Linked DNA regions of Homo sapiens: region 2 is linked to region 1. A link is a loop called in an ENCODE intact Hi-C map of the cell type or tissue named here. Cell type or tissue: PC-3. All regions are shown on one strand. Links, peaks and the distances in the headings refer to the core of each region. The heading gives the core; the rest is flanking DNA.

What was found. Hi-C counts contacts between places; a loop is a spot of excess contacts. Peaks named below come from ENCODE experiments on the same cell type or tissue, not always from the same donor. Only the 100,000 strongest peaks of a DNase experiment are listed, where the experiment ranks them.
Region 2: it touches region 1 in a loop (3-fold over the local background); 2 of 110 quality-filtered maps call a loop at or near these places.

Annotation. Positions count from the first base shown.
Region 1 is chr21:36,417,640-36,427,328 of GRCh38, reverse strand. It overlaps CHAF1B (chromatin assembly factor 1 subunit B), which reads right to left. Exons shown (of 14, transcript NM_005441.3): 14 at 8,314-9,689. Among named protein-coding and RNA genes, the nearest start is that of CLDN14-AS1, 7.8 kb to the left of the region's middle. In PC-3, for the core only: CTCF peaks have their summits at 4,725, 4,925 (motif pointing left) and 7,216 (motif pointing left); DNase peaks (open chromatin) are centred at 4,888 and 7,198; H3K27ac peaks cover 1,390 bases.
Region 2 is chr21:36,657,084-36,666,772 of GRCh38, reverse strand. All of the region lies in intron 1 of LOC105369308 (a long non-coding RNA gene), which reads left to right. Among named protein-coding and RNA genes, the nearest start is that of SIM2, 37 kb to the left of the region's middle. RefSeq lists enhancers at 6,651-7,150, 7,151-7,652. In PC-3, for the core only: a CTCF peak has its summit at 4,724; a DNase peak (open chromatin) is centred at 4,692; H3K27ac peaks cover 726 bases.

The DNA.
Region 1 (9,689 bases), core at 638-8,637:
CCGTGCGGCTAACTTCAGCAGCCCCTCTGGCTGCCCACACGCCATCGCCTCCTCTCCTCCAGCCACCACCAGCCAAGGCAAAGGAACCTTCAGAGGGGCCATGCCTAGCCAGATGAGGACAGTTCCAAGGACATGCTGCATTTCTGCAATTACAGTGGTTTCTTCCTGGCTTGGGATTAGCCACTATATGTTGTGAAACTGCTGTCCATCTTCCAGCCAGCCCTCTTCACAGGCCTATCTCATGGTATAGTGTAGAGGGTTGAATCCTGTCCCTCCAAATTTTGTGTCCACCCGAAACCTAAGAATGTGACCTAATTTGGAAATCACATCTTTGCAAATATAATTCGTGTATTCGTCCATTTTCATACTGCTATGAAGAAATACCTAAGACTGAGTAATTTATAAAGAAAAAGAGGTTTAATTAACTCACAGTTCCACATGGGTGGGGAGGCCTCACAATCATGGCAGAAGGCAAAGGAGAAGCAAAGTCACGTCTTACATGGCAGTAGGTAAGACAGCATGTGCAGGGGAACTGCCCTTTATAAAACCATCAGATCTCATGAGACTTATTCACTATCATGACAACAGCACAGGAACAACCTGCCACCATGATTCAATTACCTCCCACCAGGTCCCTCCCATGACACGTGGGAATTATCTTGAGGCCGGGCACAGAGGCTCACAACTGTAATCCCAGCAATTTGAGAGGGCAAAGCAGGTGGATCACCTGAGGTCAGGAGTTCAAGACCAGCCTGGTCAACATGGTGTAACCCCATCTCTACCAAAAATATAAAAAATTAGCCAGGTGTGGTGGTGAACACCTGTAATCCCAGCTACTCGGGAGGCTGAGGCAGAAGAATCACTTGAACCCAGGAGGCGGAGGTTGCAGTGAGCCAAGATCATGCCACTGCACTCCAGGCTGGGTGACAGAGCAAGGCTCCATCTCAAAAAAAATAAAGAAAAAAGAATCTTGAGATATCATCCTGAATTAGGGTGGACTCTAAAGCCAATGGCAAGTGTACTTAGAAGAGAAGGGAAAGAAAAAGATGGGAAGACAGGAGAAGGCCACGTGAAGATGGAGGCAGAGGTTGGAGTGACGTGGCTGCAAGCCAGGGAAGACCAGAAGCCGGCAGGAGCTGGAGGAGGCAAGGAAGGATTCTCCCCTGCAGCCTTTGGAAGGTGTGGGGCCCTGCCGACCCCTTGACTTAGGACTTCTGGCCTCCAGAACTGACAGAATACATTTCTGTTGTTTCAAGCCACTCTTGACGAAGTATTATGGCAGCCCTAGAAACTAATACACATGAGCTCCAGTATTCCATTTCACACTGGCTTGGTGGATAGAATCTTGCTCTGTTTTTTGTTTGTTTGTTTTTAAGACAGAGTCTTACTCTGTTGCCCAGGCTGGATTGTAGTGGCACGATCTCGGCTCACTGCAACCTCTGCCTCCTGGGTTCAAGTGATTCTCCTGCCTCAGCCTCCCAAGTAGCTGGGATTACAGGCGGGTGCCATCACACCTGGCTAACTTTTTTGTATTTTTAGTACAAATGGGGTTTCACCATGTTGCCCAGGATGGTCTTGAACTCCTGACCTCAAATGATCCACCCACCTGCCTTGGCCTCCCAAAGTGCTGAGATTATAGGCATGAGCCAGGCTTGCTGTGTTTTTTAAATGCTTGTTTCTACATAGTGGCTGTTTTAAAGGCCTTTTTGCAACTGTGTGCATGAGAGCCTCACTCAGCATTGTCAGCTGTAGAAGCCGTGCCACACATAGCAGCCTCGTCCGCCTTACATCACTGGACGTTTCTGCAGCTGCCTCTGGTTCACGGCTCCCACCCTGCCTGAGTCAGCTCCCCTGGAGGCTGCTCTGGCCTGGGCTTCTCTGGTGGGTGTCAAAGCCAGCCGTGGTGGGTCGGGGGATGGTGTAATGACTGCAGCTTGAGAATGTGCATCTCACTCATCCCTCAGGGTGGTCCAGGGCCACCAGCCCACCATAGGCAGCTGCTCCTTTGTTGGTGAACAGTACGAATCCCACCGTCCCCCAAAGGGGACTTTCTTCCCAACATCTGCTTCTCAATAGCAAGAAACCCAAGAGCAAAGGGCTTTTTTTTTTTTTTAAAGAAATGGAGTCTCACTATGTTGCCCAAGTTTGAGCGCAGTGGCATGACCATAGCTCACTGCAGCCTTGAACTCCTGGGCTCAGCCTCCTGAGTAGCTGGGACCACAGGCTCTCGTCACTGCGTCCATGGAGGGCTTTTGAGATGTTAATTTGATAGCTTTTGACAGGGCAAGGTCTACTAGGAAGAGCAATATGAGCTGGGGCCCAAAAGCATTGGTTTGGACTGAAACCCCTGTAGCATGTGTGCCCATGAGGGGGTCAGTGGCGACAGTGACGGGGTCTGGAAAGGAGTAGCCCTGGCTGACGGGTTCTGAGGCTCACCACAAGGGACACCAACACCAGGCACTCCACACAGGGTCTCTCATTTAATCTGCACTGCAAGGCCTCGAGCCCAGGGCTCTCTGTCGTGTCATTTTACAGATGAAAAAAGCAAGGCTCAGCGAGGTTAAGCAACACACCCTTGGTCACACAGCAATTGGCAGAGCCAGGATCCAAGCCCGGGCACACTGGCTGGGAGTCTGTAGCCTTTAAACCATGTGATGGCTGAGAACCTGTGTTGTGCTGGATTCAGCTACGTATTAACTCACAAATTCTTTGGGTTGTTCCTGCTCACAGGGAAGGAACCAGCTTAACCCTGTTTGAATAGTTCCTGAATTGTTATGAGAGGTTATCAGAGTATGATATTTGATTGATATCCTCAGAGTATTCTCATTTTGTAGATGAGAAAATTTGGAGGGAGAGAGGGTATTGTACTAAATGTCTGGGAGGCCAGGTTAGCCACGGATTAAGGATCCAGACCCACGGCTGTTTGGAGTCTAGACTGTTGGTCAGCCCACCAGGCCACACACGTTCTCAATTCCCAATTCCTAGTGCTGGCCTGGGTGCAGGTTGATTTTGTGTGTCAACTTGGAGAGTGTTTTGGAGAAATTAACACTTAGATTCATGAACTCTGAGGAAGCAGATTGCCCTTTATAATGTGGGTGGGCCTCACTCAATCTGTTGAAGCACTGACTAGAACAAAAGTTGACCTTCCCTGAGCAAGAGGGGACTCTCCAGCAGATGGCCTTGGCCTTCCTCTGCACTGCTGGCTCTCAGGGGTCTCCAGGCTGCCAGTCCACGCTGTTGATTTGGATTTGTCAGCCCCAACAATCGCATGGGCCTGTTCCTTAGAGTAAATCTCTCTACACACATCCTGTAGAACCGTGACTGATAGTGGTTAAGTATCTCTCCAGAAATCTACATTTCTCTTGTGAGAAAACAGAACTCTCAACTTAAGAGGAAGCTAGGCCGGGTGCGGTGGCTCACGCCTGTAATCCTGGCACTTTGGGAGGCCGAGGTGGGCAGATCACGAGGTCAGGAGTTGGAGACCAGCCTGGCCAATGTGGTGAAAGGCTGTCTCTACTAAAAACACAAAAATTAGCCAGGCATGGTGGCATGCGTCTGTAATCCCAGCTACTCGGGAGGCTGAGGCAGGAGAATTGCTTGAACCCAGCAGGTGGAGGTTACAGTGAGCTGAGATCGAGCCACCGCACTCCAGCCTGGGCAACAGAGCAAGACTCCGTCTCAAAAAAAAAAAAAGAGGAAGCTACCTGTCTCAGGTAATCCTTTCAAACACCGTCAGGCATATGCTGCATCCCCATTTTACAGAGAGGAAAATGGAGGCCAAGGTCGGTGAAGTGAAATGTGCAAAGACCCACGGCAATTTATTGCTTAAGACAGAACTAAGCCCCTCTTCTAGCTCCAAAGTCCATGGTTTTCCACTCTCACCTCCCACACCCCCTTTCTCACCATCCCACACACTCCGGCAGCCCCAACTTGGGGGAGAAGCTGACAGTCACTTGGCTCGCTGGCCTAAGGTCCCCTGCCACCAACAAGGACAACTCCCTTGCCAGCCTTCCACCCACCCGCCTGGTTTAAGGTCTAACGCTAATATTAGGTGCTGCCTGGCCTCTAAAACTGGAAGGGCCTTGAATGGCTTAACTGCAAGCTCCCCTCCCCACTCTCCAGCCGGGCCTTATCATGGCCCCAGGCGCATCTCCTGTTTATCCCTGAGCAGCAGGCTTCACTTCCCAACCACCCCAGGAATTAGTCACATGAGCCCATCACATCCTCCTGTGGGAACCAGGGGGACCCCGTCCTCTTGTTACTGCAAAGCCGGCTGCCCACCACCCCTGCGGTTCACTCTGCCCTCGAGTGCTGCCCCGTGTGGCCCTGCCTGGACGGAGTACTCCCCCTCCCAAGCTGTGAGTGATGCGACTAGCAAACAGCTGTGCACCTCAGGTGTCCCGTGTTGGATGCTGTGTTTGACCATCCCGAAACCCCAGTGTGGGAATCCCTCCCTCACCAACAGGGTGGAAAGGAGGCGATCAAAACGCACCTCTGGTGCAGGGGCCGTGGGGAGAGAGCTGCTGCTAGGGGGTGGGCAGGCCACCTGGCCAGCCAGGCAATGTGGCGGGGCAGTGGCCCAGTGACATCAAGGATTAGGAGACAGGCCACGTCTAAGGCGGCCTTGAATATCGAGGATTCTGTGGAAATCAAAAGGACAAACAACTCAAATGCCTCTGGTGTCAACGACAACCAGCAGACATGTCAGTCCTGGAGGCATGGTCGGACTCTGGATGGGACAGTCACGGGAACAGCTGCCTATCTGATAAGGGGCCGCCAGGGAATTCACAGCAGTTTCCAACAGCAGAGCCCCACAGAGAGCAGGGACAAGAGACCTGGGCCCGGGAAGGAGACAGGGACAGGACTCTTTGGGGCAAGTAGGAGAGAAGGATTAGCAATACCGCCCCCTAGTGGCTTCCGCAAGTGCCCGGCCTGTTAGGAACCCGAGTTCCTTGCTTTGGGGGTGGCGGCAGTCACAGGGCATTTACTCCTTCCTGTAACTGTCACGTGAAAGCAGAATGACACCGGCATGGGGGGTGACTTTTCCCCAACACTCAGCCTCTTGGGTCGTGGAATATGGATGCTTGTCATGAAATGGCTGAGCTCCAAGTATTCCATTCCCCTTCAAATTTTCCAGACTTCCCAATCTCCCCCATCGGGGGTTCCCTACGCTGAGGGCCTGGAGTCTCCTGAGCTTTGGAAATTGCATGTGTCCGGCTCACTTGCAGAGGCTGACTCCGGATCTGGACAAAGCCCAGGCTTGAGGTGATGTTCTTTTGTTTTGCTTTTGAGCACAGCCAGCTCCACAGACTCAGAGGGCCGGAGGAGACAAGGAGGAACTCGAGGGAAGAGAAGACCTGGAGCAGGAGGGGCTGACACCAGCCCTCACTTCATCCCAGACTATACAGACTCACCAAGGGCTCTGACCAGGAACAGAGACCAGAGTGATTTCAAAGAAAGAATCTGTGATGACACTTGAAATGGCTTTTATAGATAATATTTGATGACGGAAGGAGACATCAGGTTGTTCTGGGTATTAAGAAAACAGAGGCTGGCCGGGTACGGTGGTTCACGCCTGTAATCCCAGCACTTTGGGAGGCCAAGGCGGGTGGATCACAAGGTAAGGAGTTCGAGACCAGCCTGACCAACATGGTGAAACCCCGTCTCTACTAAAAATACAAAAATTAGCCAGGCACGGTGGCAGGCGCCAGGTACTTGGGAGGCTGAGGCAGGAGAACCACCTGAACTCGGAGGGCGGAGGTTGCAGTGAGCCGAGATCACGCCACTGCACTCCAGCCTGGGCAACAGAGCGGGACTCCATCTCAAAAAAAAAAAAAAAAAAAAAAAAATACCAGCACTTGGGAGGCTAAGGTGGGAGGATCGCTTGAAGCCAGGAGTTCAAAACCAGCCTGGGTAACATAGTGAGACCCCAGGAATGAGATCTACAAAAGAAAAAATTTAAAAATGAGCATGGTGGTGCATGCCTATAGTCCCAGATACTCGGGAGACTGAGGCAGGAGGATTGTTTGACCCTGGAGGCTGCAGTAAGCCAAGATGGTACCACTGCACTCCAGCCTGGGCAACAATGAACCCCTATCTCAAAAGAAGAAAAAAGGGCCAGTCTATTACCCCCTCTGTATAATCATTGCTACAAATTTGTTACAGACTCTTTGAAAGGGGCAACACCTGTTGCTTCACGCCATCACTCAGAACTGAAACTTGAGGGAAAAACAGCCCTCTCTGCAGGGGACCCACATCAGTGGAAATATTTTCCCCTCCATGCTGACCTTGTCTACGCTAAGGCAGGACATAAGGTACAGGGGCCAGCAGAAGAAAGTGCCCTCCACAACCACCACCTCTCACAACTGAGTGCTTAAAACCACCACAGAATTTGCTAAAAGCAGGACATGGAAGGTAACAGCTAGATGACACGTGGTTCTGCCTTCGATCTGGGACAAAAGGGCCAGGCCAGAGACGGAGGACCACCCAACTGCATCCCCAGAGGCTGCGCACAGGCAGGCGTGGGGTCGACTCCCAAGGGGAGGGTGACAGGGAGGCCGGGTGACGAACAGGGCAACTCCAGACAAAATGGGGATTCATGCCAAGTGGGGAAGCAGTGGGGGACCCCAAAACACCCAGCCTGCCCAGAGAACACACCGGGTACCCTAGATGACAAGGATATCCTGCTCCTAGAAAAATCTAGAACGCCCCATCCGATCACTTTCCGTTCTCTCTTGCGTTGCCTCTCGACCTTCTCGGCTCGGCCCTTCTCACTCCAGGCTACAACCCAGTCTCCAACCCAGCTCTCCCAGGGCGCCTCACCACTCTGTTTTCCCTGTATTTACTTATGTTGGTCTCCCCAAGCCAGGATGTAGGCCCCAAGAGGGTGGTGGCTTTTGTCTGGTTTGTTCCTGAGGTGTCCTCTGGTACCCAGAGGATATTTGATAGACATTTCTTGAATGAATGAATGAATGAATGAATGAATGAATGAACAAAGGCATGGCCATGCACATACTGCTTTCATCATCCTCTCCCACCCCTGTCTGCTCAACAGTGTTCCACTCTGGGTCTGGCCATCGGGGCGGAAGCCGGTATCTAAGGCCACTCTGTTCCCAAGACCGGACAGGGGCGCGGATCACTTAGAGGAGGTGGGGCGGAGACATGGGACCTTCAGGCCTAAGGAAGCAGGACTGCTGAGTGGATTCAGTGGGGACAGTGACCCCCAGTGGCCACTGAGAATTTGTGCATGAAAACAAGTGTGTTACTTCAATATGCCAGGCAAGGGAAGTACAATCTGGCTCAGCTTCCAGCTGCATTAACTCAGTCTCTCGTTTCTCTGTGGGTGACCCCCCCCTACATTTTCTCTTACCCCTCTCCCCTACCAAAGCAAACAAAGTCCAAGGTTTTCTAGCTGTAGAGACTTTTTCTGATGAAGAAACAGGCACAGACCCATGAAGTAATTTGTCCAAGTCTGTCTGTCCTACACACACACCCAAGGTTGAACTGTAGCTTAATAACCAGGGAGGCTGCAGAAGTCCTGGGAGACCCCAGACCAGGGAAGAAGGGGCTGGAGCAGCTCATCCTCCACCTCCTCCCTCTCCCCATTTGATGTTTCCAGAGCCAAGGACTTGGAACCTATGTTGTTTAAGTGAACGCTGACAACTATTTAGGTAAGGAGGGCCAAGGGCATCGTTACACAGATGTGCTTTCAGCAAAGACGACGGAAGTGGATATAAGGGAGGAAACTGGAGTAAACGAGGACCCCAGGAGACTTTCTCCCCTGCCCCGTGGCACATCCTCCTGCCCCTCTCTGCTAGAGGGCCCTGGCCCTGTGGGCACTTGCTGAGGATGGCTGGGCCCGTTATCCACGATAACCCGAGGAGGCACCGCATACCCCTGTCCACCGTACGGGCCACTGCATAAAATGAAGGCTTCACCCTCTGCTGCCCACGCTGAGCCTCCAACTTTCTTCCTTCAAACGCCGACCTATCCTCACAATCCCAGATTCCAGGGAAGTCAGGTCAAGTTCTCCCAAGCAGTCTCCCCAAGCCTGAGACTGATTTTCTTCTAGGCACCCCCAGCAGCAGGAACTAATATTCAACAGTAGAGTTGCTAGAGACATCTGGAAATACTGCTCAAAACAGAAACAACGACCCCTCCAAGTACAGATCCAGAACCATGAGAAGGATCTTCAACCCAGCAGCCACTGTAAGGTGGAAGCCTGCCCAACCTTCAGGCTGGGCTCCCTTTGCAAAAGCTTTCCCAATACACTGCCCAGATGGTTGCAGGCAGTTTTAGACTATGACACTGAAGTGACTTCACTTGGTCTTTTATTGCCAATTTTGATTTATATTTAAGGATGATGGCTGAGAACAGGCAGGCCATCAGGGGTCCCCCACCCCAACTCCCACAATCAATGCACAAGAAACAGATTTGTAAAACCTAATACTGTTCTTCTTTTTCTCTTTTTTTTTTTTTTTGAGACAGAGTCTCGCTCTGTCGCCCAGGCTGGAGTACAGTGGCACCATCTCAGCTCACTACAAACTCCGCCTCCCGGGTTCAAGCGATTCTTGTGCCTCAGCCTCCCGAGTAGCTGGGATTACAAGTGTGTGCCACCGCGCCTGGCTAGTTTTTGTATTTTTAGTAGAGATGGGGTTCCACCATGTTGGCCAGGCTGGTCTCAAACTCCCAACCTCAAGTGATCCACCCACCTTGGCCTCCCAAAGTGCTGGGATTACAGGTGTGAGCCACCACACCCAGAAAAACCTAATACTGTTCCTCCCCAGGTATGGCCAGGAAGCAGGCTGCTCAATAAGGACAGGGGACCCATGGTCATTCATCTGTCTGCACAGGATCAACAACTGCAAACCGCACCTCACGCCAGCCACATGACACTGAAAGCTGTCTCTTTTCAGAAGAGCTGATGGCACCTCCTGCATACTGTCCTTCAGTCCGCGGCCCCAGCAAAGGAGGATGTCAATCAGTGACGGGGCAGAGATAATCAAGAAAATGCTTTCGGCTGGGCGCGGTGGCTCACGCCTGTAATCCCAGCACTTTGGGAGGCTGAGGTGGGCAGATCACGAGGTCAGGCGTTGGAGACCAGCCTGACCAACATGGTGAAACACCATCTCTACTAAAAATACAAAAATTAGCCGGGCGTGGTGGCGGGTGCCTGTAATCCCAGCTACTGGAGAGGCTGAGGCAGGAGAATCCCTTGAACCTAGGAGGTGAGGTTGCAGTGAGTGGAGATTGCGCCACTGCACTCCAGCCTGGGTGACAGAGCGAGACTCTGTCTCGGAAAAAAAAAAAAATGCTTTCAGTGGAAATGCATTTAACCAGAACAGACCGTATCCAGGGAAAGTTTTTTCCCTTAGATTTCTCAATCTTGGCTGCGCATCAGAATTACTCCAGGAGCTTTAAGAAATCCTAATATTCAGAACATACCCCAGACCGATTAGGCCAAATCCTCCGAAGCGGGAACCCAGGCACTGGTATGTCAGCTCTTAGGTGATTTCAGTATGCAGCTACAGTTGAGAACCACCCGTCAAAACAGATACCATTTGACCAGGCATGGTGTCTCACGCCTGTAATCCCAACACTTTGGGAGGCTGGGGAGGGAGGATTACTTGAGCCCCAGGAGTTCGAGACCAGCCTGGGCAACATGGAAAAACCCCGTCTCCCCTAAAAAT
Region 2 (9,689 bases), core at 529-8,528, 240 kb before region 1:
GATACAATGAATCCCAGAGGCCAAAGACCCCCGCCTCCCTCTCCTACCAAGATCCTAGGCTTAGACCAAGAGCTCTGTGAATCTAAATGAATATTTCTTGCAAACACATTGGATGTCTGGTTTTCCACTGCCCGTGCTGAGGTCAACACGCTTTTCTGCTGAGGCTCAACCCAGCCTGGGAGACTGGAGATGGTAGTTCTCTGTTGGGTCCTCCACTCTTCTCAGCCTTCTCATGTTCCTCTCTTCTACGAGCCCCTAAACAGAACGCTTCTCTCCTTCAGAGGGTAGAAAAAGGCTCTGGTGCACGTCCACATATGGAGATACATGTGAGAAGAACAGTGGGCTCACCAGTTTTGAGAGGCATTAAACCATAATTTCAGTTTGGGTTCCGGCGATATCCTGCAAGTTTGGGAACACTGGTCCCTCCAAGACTACACCATACTTTTCAACACCATTGGATGGGGTGGGTTTATCTCCCTGTTCAGTGAGCATGCTTTTCATTCTGCTGCCCTCAGCTGGATCCAGTGCCCTGAGCCTCTCTGGTTCACCTGGTCAGAGAGGAAATATCCAGTATTCTGAAGGGGAGGGCAAGCAGCAGACATTCAGAGATCAGGTGAGCAGCACCAGCAACACTGGTGCACCCAGGAGGGGCCTGAGGGTCTGCCTTCCCCTGCACAGTCTTCCAACCAACCCTCCTCCGCAGCTTGCTGGTGTACTCTCACATTCAGAAATACCTGGGGCTGGCCGGGTGCCGTGGCTCATGCCAGAAATCCTAGCACTTTGGGAGGCTGAGGCGGGCGGATCGCTTGAGCTCAAGAGTTTGAGACTAGCCTGAGTAACATGGTGAAACCCTGTCTCTACTAAAAATACAAAAAAAAAAAAAAATTAGCTGAGTGTGGTGGTGTGCCTTTGTAGACCCAGCTACTTGGAGGGCTGAGGCAGGAGGGTCACTTGAACCTGGATGGTCAAGGCTGCAGTGAGCCGAGATCATGCCACAGAACTCCAGCCTGGGTGACAATGTGAGACCCTATGTCAAAAAAAAAAAAAATATATATATATATATATATATATGGAGCCCCTGATTTCTGAGTGTTTCTGTGATTCTGGATCAGAAATCATCTTGTTTCTTGAGGGCTCACCCCCTCCACCTCACTCCAGCTGGCAGGGCTCATCTCTCTCCAGCCCGCTAAGCCAGAGACCATTAGCCCATGCATTGTTCTCCCTTCAAAATATTGCTAAGCTTTCTCATATTCCACGGTTTCTTCTCCTGACCTTGTTGTCTCTGCAAGTGTGTTCCTTTTTTTGCCTTTACTGTCATTTTAGTGAGATTTGAGGAGAGTGTAGAGATAAACACATGTTGGCCGGGCATGATGGCTCATGCCTGTAATCCCAGCACTTTGGGAGGCCAAGACGGGCAGATCACGAAGTCAGGAGTTCGAGACCAGCATGGCCAACACTGTGAATCTCCATCTGTACCAAAAATACAAAAATTAGCTGGGCGTGGTGGTGCATGCCTGTGATCCCAGCTACTCGAGAGGCTGAGGCAGGAGAATCGCTTGAACCCAGGAGGCAGAGGTTGCAGTGAGCCGAGACTGCGCCACTGCACTCCAGCCTGGGTGACAGAGGGACTCTGTCTGAAAAAAAAAAAAAAAGAGAGAGAGAGAGAGAGAGAGAAACACCTGCCTAACTGGAAGCACCCTACAGTATCTTGATGTCTAGAGTAGCCTAGATTGGTCCTGTATAGACAGGAGACCTCCCTCCTTAGGGAGCTTAAGGGCCAAGAGTGGGTCACAGAGGGACCAGCGGGGTGTCCCGGATTGCCCCTGTTCTCTCTGGAGGCCAATCCCAGTGCTAAAGTGCAGTATACCTAAGTCACAGCTCCTCACCTTACAGGGGAAGCCTGAGCCCAGAGACCCGAAGTAACCCGCTGCGTGCCACTGCCAGCAAACGCACGACAAAATGACAAGGCTGGCAGGGAGATCTGGGCTGGGGTGTGGCCAGGGACAGCAAGTTGTCAGACTTTGTGCAACAGCGTTGTTGGCCTTCAGATTTGGCAGATTTTCATTCATTCGGGGAGTGCTGCCAGGTTTTGTTAATTAATTAAATGGAATTTATTAAATATAAAATGAAATGTCCATTTTCCTCTCTTCCAAGAATATGCCAAAATTGTAGCTTTACTCTTGTTTGAATGCTAATATTCTCTCTCGCTCTTTCTCTCTCTGTGTGTGTGTGTGTGTGTGTGTGTGTGTGTGTGTGTGTGTGTTTAAGGAGGAGAATAGCTATTGGTTCTGGAAAAAGTGTAACTAGGCTCTGAAATGGAAGTGCCCACTTCTGACCTTGGCTTCCAAACTCCCCTTTTCCTTCTGCACCCCCTCCTCATGTTGCCACTTTCTCTCTGGCCTCACAGCCTTGGCAGTGCTGGCCTCTGCCTGGACCCCTCTCCCCTCTCCCTTCTCTTCCCCTCCTCACTCCTGCTGCTTCTCCAGCTTAGATGCAGCTTCCTCCAGGAAGTCTCCTGAGATTTCCAGATGAGGGGAGGGCACTGATGAGGCTGCCCTGGGTGCCCCATTCTCTGCCTCGGGGGATTTGTCCCACATCATTGTGCTATCACCCCGAGTCTGTGAGCTCTGGAAGAGCAGCTGCCAGGCTTGCAATAATCTCTGCAGTAACCCCGGGCTACTGTCAGCACACCACAAATACTCAAGGGACTGAATGAAAGAGGTGGAATCCATCATTCTTTCTTTATTTCCTTGGCTTGAATCCCGCCTTTCATATTCATATTCATATCATATTCCATTTCTGATCTGTTTTTTATATTAAAAGTGTCATCACAAAAATTTAGCTGGGTCATTGCCGTCCCCTTCTAGTTGAGCATTTTGCTATTTTAATGCAAAAATAACTCTTTGAGGGAGAGGTGAACAAAGCTGTTAGATAAAATTAATTGGAGTCATTAAAAGTGAGTAAGTTTTTTTGGGAAAACCAGATTTTAGGGGCCAGTCCGGGGAAGCTCTGCAGGGGAGCAGCAGCTCCCGGGGTTCACCCCGCATTGCTCTCTGCTTTGTTCTGTGACCGCTGGGCTGTGGCAGCTGACTGGTGGTTCTCACTGGTAGCTGCTTAGTGGCGGTGACATATTAATTGAACCTCACTATTTCCAGGTGTGTGGCACACTCCAGGGTCACCAGTGCAGGGGGTTCATGTGTGTTCAATTACTGCTGCGATATGAAGGAATGCAACATGTCATTGTTCAAGTGTCAATTACCACCCCTCGCGGGGCTGCCTGAAAACTAAACCAATCAGCCCCTTCCCTGTGGAGCGTGTTCTGTTTGGGCTTGAAACGCTGTAAAGCACGCTGTAAACCATGTGCGTGTTCTCGAGAAACAGGGAAGAAACAGAGAGCCGAGAGGGGAAGGGCTAAAGGGCTGGTAAATTTATCTGGAAAGTTCAGGCATGTTCCCATTTATTTCCAGAAGGCACTAGGCAGTGTACAGGATATAAGATTGGAATTACAAAGTCACAGAGAGCTGAAATGATTCACTCAAGGATGCAACTATTTGCTAGGGGCCAGAGATGATGAAATATCTGTCGTTGTATATACCGGAGTTTTTATATGAAGCTAGTTTATGGACTTTACTTTTTTTTTTTTTTGAGACAGGGTCTTGCTCTGTCTCCCAGGCTGGAGTGCACTGGCACAATCATGACTCACTGCAGCCTCGACGTCCTGGACTCCAGCAATCCTCCTGCCTCAGCCTCCGGAGCAGCTAAGACTTCAGGCATGAACCACCACGCCTGGCTAATTTTTTTTGTAATTTTTATAGAGATGGGTCTCACTATATTGCCCAGGTTGGTGTCAAACTCCTGAGCTTAAGCAATCTTCCTGCCTCAGCCTCTGAAAGTGCTGGGATTACAGGTATGACCCACAGTGCCTGGCCAACCATATATATATATATATATATATATATATATATATATATATATATATATATGTATATGTGTGTATATATATATATATATGTATGTGTATATATATATGTAGGCCAACCATATATATATATATGTATGTGTGTGTGTATATATATATGTATGTGTATATATATATATATATATATATATATATATATATTTTTTTTTTTTTTTTTTTTTTTTTTTTTTTTGAGATAGAGTCTTGCTCTGTCACCCAGGCTGGAGTGCAGTGGCACGATCTCAGCTCACTGCAACCTCCGCCTCCAGGATTCAAGCAATTCTCCTGCCTCAGCCTCCTGAGTAGCTGGGATTATAGGCGCACGCCACCCTGCCCAGCAAATTTTTGTATTTTTTTTAGTAGAGATGAGGTTTCACCATGTTGGCCAGGCTGGTTTCGAACTCCTGACCTCAAGTGATCCGCCTGCCTCAGCCTGCCTTGGCCTTCCAGAGTGCTGGGATTACAGGCATGAGCCACCGCTCATTTTACATTTTACATTTTAAATGTTTATAGCTAGCATTTACGTGAAGTGCAGAAATATACAATTATCTGCAAGTCTTGGCCCCATGTATATTAATCTAAAGTTGTGATAATGTGGCAATTGAAACATGAAATTAATTTATGTAAAACGTTGAAAAAAGCGAAGGTCTTCTGCCTGCTCCTGCTGTTGTGAACTGTCACCGAATCCTTTCCCCTTTGGATTTATTCGGACCGGCACGAGGCCATGACACACCAAGCCTGTCCCAGGAGGCCCCCTGTTGGAGGGATTGTTCTTTCCTTCCTTCCTTTTTTAAAAGGCATTTTTCTTAGAAGCCAGGAATGGTTATTATAATTAGTATTTATTATACTGTCTTCCTTCCTCAAAGTCACAGTGATCAATCATGTTTACCCTCCTTTAGTGCTGCCCTGTATGGAATAGATATTATCCGCCTTTTTCATAGCAACAAAAAGAGGGTTAACATTCTCATCCCAGGTCACCTGACGAATTATTCCATACTGGAAATCAAAGTGGCTTCAGCTCCACCACTGCTTAGACAAACAAGCCGCATTCCCACTCTCCATTCTTTCACTCTGGGGTGCTGGTAACCCTCTTTTGTTGACCTCTGTGTTTGTTCATCAGTGAGCAAATACTTGTCAAATACCTACTTTTAAATCTGTTCATTGTTGGTTGAAAGAATACAGATCAAATTCCAAACCTCAAAACCACACTGAACTCTTCTCCATAGGAAAAGTGGTCCTTGTTGGCCACTTTGATTTCATGCCGATTTCTTTTCTTTTTCTTCTTCTTCTTTTTTTTTTTTTTTTTTTTTTGACGGCATGATCTCTGTTCACTGCAAGCTCCGCCTCCCGGGTTTATGCCATTCTCCCACCTCAGCCTCCCAAGTAGCTGGGACTACAGGCGCCCACCACCACACCCAGCTAATTTTTTTGTATTTTTAGTAGAGGCGGGGTTTCACCGTGTTAGCTAGGATGGTCTCGATCTCCTGACCTCATGATCCGCCCACCTTGGCCTCCCAAAGTGCCCATTTCTTATTCTTTCTCCTTCCTTCCTTCCTTCCTTCCTTCCTTCCTTCCCTCCCTCCCTCCCTCCCTCCCTTCTTTCTTTCTTTCTTTCTTTCTTTCTTTCTTTCTTTCTTTCTTTCTTTCTTTCTTTCTTTTTTCTTCCTTTCTTCCTTTCTTCCTTTTCTTTTTTTTTGACAGAGTCTTGCTCTGTTGCCCAGGCTAGATAGAGTGCAGTGGCGTGATCTCAGCTCACTGCAACCTCCGCCTCCTGGGTTCAAGAGATTCTCCTGCCTCAGCCGCCCAAGTATCTGGGATTACAGGTGCCTGCCACTGCCCCCGGCTAATTTTTGTATTTTTAGTAGAGACGGGGTTTCACCACCTTCATCAGGCTGGTCTGAAACTCCTGACCTCGTGATCCACTTGCCTTGGCCTCCCAAAGTGCTGGGATTACAGGCGTGAGCCACCGCGCCCGGCCCTTTCCCCTCTTTCTACATCTCTTCCTTTAGTCCTTCCCTTCACAAAGCCTCTGTGTAATCACGTTGCCTTTCCCCTGGAATCTGGACGTCGGCTGCCGAATACATTGAACCCTATGGCACTGCTACTATTCAACGATTCTTAGCTCAAGGCTGCTTGAGCTGTAGCTTGTGCCATTGTAATCAGACTGCACAATACCTGGAAAAGAATTTTTAAAACAACACAATGCCATACAAATCTAAGGTGTGTGTTACTGCTTTTAATATTAATGTAACTACCTCACTTGTTGCTGGATTATCAACAAATGAGGTAGTTGCTTTAATTATCAACTTTCATTGATAATTTACTCATGAGAGCCCTCAATGAGGATCCTTCAAAAGAGCCATGTTCTCCCCTTTTGTGGGTGGTAAGTGGGACCTGATCAGGAAGGAGCACAGCTGGGTGTGCCCTCGTGGACTCTCAGGTGGACAGAAATTGGATGAGCGCCCTGTTGTGGATTGGCCGACCTAAGAGAGAGCAGGTGTCCCTGAGGGTAAGGCCTCCTGCCTGCCCAATTCATGCACCAGCAGTTAGGCTGCCATGTTGTCCTCATTACCCGAGAGCAAATCTCTTTCTACATAACTACAACTGCATTAATTTATTAAAATATAGCACAAGGTAAAGGAGAGAATCTGCTCTGATTCTCTGCCCTTGCTTGGGTTTCCATGGCTGGAATTTGCAAGCTGCTAAAGAAGACACAGCCCCACACACAAAACGGCTGAGAGGAAGACTTTTTGGGCTATCAGGCTGGGCTGAGCTGGAGCCCAGGGGAGTGAGCTGGTGCATGGGGCCCACAGCCTGGTGCCTCTGATTTTCTGATGACCTGGGCTCCAAGGTGGTAGTTGGCATGACCATGTTAATCAAACAGTTCAATAAAAATTCACTGAGGCCAGGTGTGGTAGCTCACACCTGTAATCCCAGCACGTTGGGAGGCCGAGGCAGGTGGATCACAAGGTCAGGAGTTTAAGACCAGCCTGGCCAAGATGGTGAAACCCCATCTCTACTAAAAATACAAAAATTAGGCCGGGCGCAGTGGCTCACTCCTGTAATCCCAGCACTTTGTGAGGCTGAGGCGGGCGGATCACAGGGTCAGGAGATCGAGACCATCCTGGCCAACACAGTGAAACCCTGTCTGTACTAAAAACACAAAAAATTAGCCAGGCGTGGTGGTAGGTGCCTGTAGTCCCAGCTACTCGGGAGGCTGAGGCAGGAGAATGGCGTGAACCCAGGAGGTGGAGCTTGCAGTGAGCTGAGATCGCGACATTGCACTCCAGCCTGGGCAACAGTGCGAAACTCCATCAAAACACACACACACACACACACACACACACACACACACACACACACAATATTAGCTGGGCATGGTGGCGGGCACCTGTAAAACCAGCTACTCAGGAAGCTGAGGCAGAGAATTGCTTGAACTCGGGAGGCAGAGGTTGCAGTGAGCCGAGACTGCACCACTGCACTCCAGCCTGGGCGACAGAGTGAGACTCCGTCTCAAAAGAAAAAAAAAATTCACTGAATGGGCTTATTAACAATCCCAGCCCTTGTCTCATACATGGTCTCAATTCAGAAAGCCTTTTCCTCCCTGTTATCTGGCTTGTGCAACGTTCACATGACCTGTCTTAGCCCAAGTCCCCAAGAAAACAGAGCCTGAGGCAAGGATTAAGGGCAAAGGCTTTATTTGAAAGGTGCACTCTTTGGGCAGTGAGAGTGTGGTCAAGGGGAAGTGAGGCAAGCAGGATGGGACGCAATGCAGCATGCCGTGTAGACAGAGGCCATTGCCTGGCAGGTATACTCATCAGCTCCATGGAGTGTCCCCAGATGGGCTGTGTGGAGTAACTGTGTTGAAGAGTAATAATTAGAGGGAGAAAGAGAGAAGGCTCTTGTCTGCTAGGCTTCCTCCAATCTCCTGCGTCCCATTGGCCCAAGTCCACACACTGGGAGATTAACTCCCCTGTACTATCAATTGCCTCATCCAGTTCCTTCCCCAGCCAGGGAGAAGCCAGATCCCATATCCTATGGTGTGGATTTCATCTGAGCCCCCACACACCAGAAGGAGCTAGAGATTCTGGGTGTGGAGCTGGTTGATTTCAGGCAGTAAAATCACATGGGCCCAAGGAAGTTGATCACCCATGGAGGCAGAACCCACAGATGAGGGCCTGGGGGAAGGGGAGGCTGAGAGAACCTGAGGAGTACATTAAGTGTGTCCAATACACGAGTCCACTCGAATGTCAATTAATAAATATTTATTAAGTGCCTCCTCAGCTCAGGGCTTCTGAGGACAAATCACACATGGAACATTAATTACAGATGCAATCAGGGGATTCCCACCTGTAGGATGGTCCAGGGGTAAGATACATGCCCAAGAGCATAAATAAAGTACCACGGCATCCAGGGGAGAGGGAATGTCTGCTAAACAATGCTGGACACACTCACTTGTTTCCAAAAGCTTATTAGTGCTACAAGCCTCAAGATTGAGCTGCTGGTGCTATCCAGGTATTATTTAACCTTATTTCATTTTTAAATTTGTATTTATTTATCTTTATATAATAAATAAATAAAAATATTTATAAATATATAAATATATAAAAAATAAATAAAAATATATTTTTATAAATAAAATTTATTTTATATAATAAATAAATAAATAAAATAATAAATAAATAAATAAATAAAGACGGAGTCTCGTGCTGTTGCCCAGGCTGGAATGCAGTGGTGCGATCCCGACTCACTGCAACCTCTGCCTCCTGGGTTCAAGTGATTCTCCTGCCTCAGCCTCCTGAGTAGCTGGGATTACAGACGCCTGCCACCATGCCCAGCTAACTTTTGTTTTTTTTTTTTTTTTAGTAGAGACAGGGTTTTACCATCTTGGCCAGGCTGGTCTTGAGCTCCTGACCTTGTGATCTACCCGCCTTGGCCTCCCAAATGCTGGGATTACAGGCGTGATTTTTTAACTTTTATTTTAAATTCAGGGATAAAAGCGCAGGTTTGTTACATAGGTAAACTTGTGTCATGGGAATTTGTTGTAGAGAATATTCCATCACCCAGGTATTAAGCCTCATACCTATGGGTTATTTTTCTTCATCCTCTCCCTCCTCCCACCCTCCACCCTCAGAAAGGCCCAGTGTGTGTGGTTCCCCTCTATGTGTCCATATGTTCTCATCATTTAGCTCCCACTTAAAAATAAGAACAGGCAGTAGTTGGTTTTCTGTTTCTGCATCGGTTTGCTAAGTATAATGGCCTCCAGCTCCATCCATGTCCCTGAAAAGGACATGATCTTGTTCCTTTTTATGGCTGTATAGTATTCCATGGTATAAATGTACCATATTTTCCTTGTCCAGTCTATCATTGATGGACATTTAGGTTGATTCCATGTCTTTGCTATTGTGAATGGTGCTGCAATGAAAATACATGTGCATGTGTCTTTGTGATAAAATGATTTATATTCCTTTGGGTATATACCCAGTAATGGGATTACTGGGTCAAATGGTATTTCTGGCTCTAGGTCTTTGAGGAATTGCCACACTGTCTTCCACAATGGGAGTGTAAAGTAGAACTAATTTACACTCCCACCAGCAGTGTATAAGCATTCCTTTTTCTCTACAACCTCATCAGCATCTGTTATTTTTTGACTTTTTTTTTTTTTTTTGACGGAGTCTCGCTCTGTCGCCCAGGCTGGAGTGCAGTGGTGCAATCTCAGCTCACTGCAACC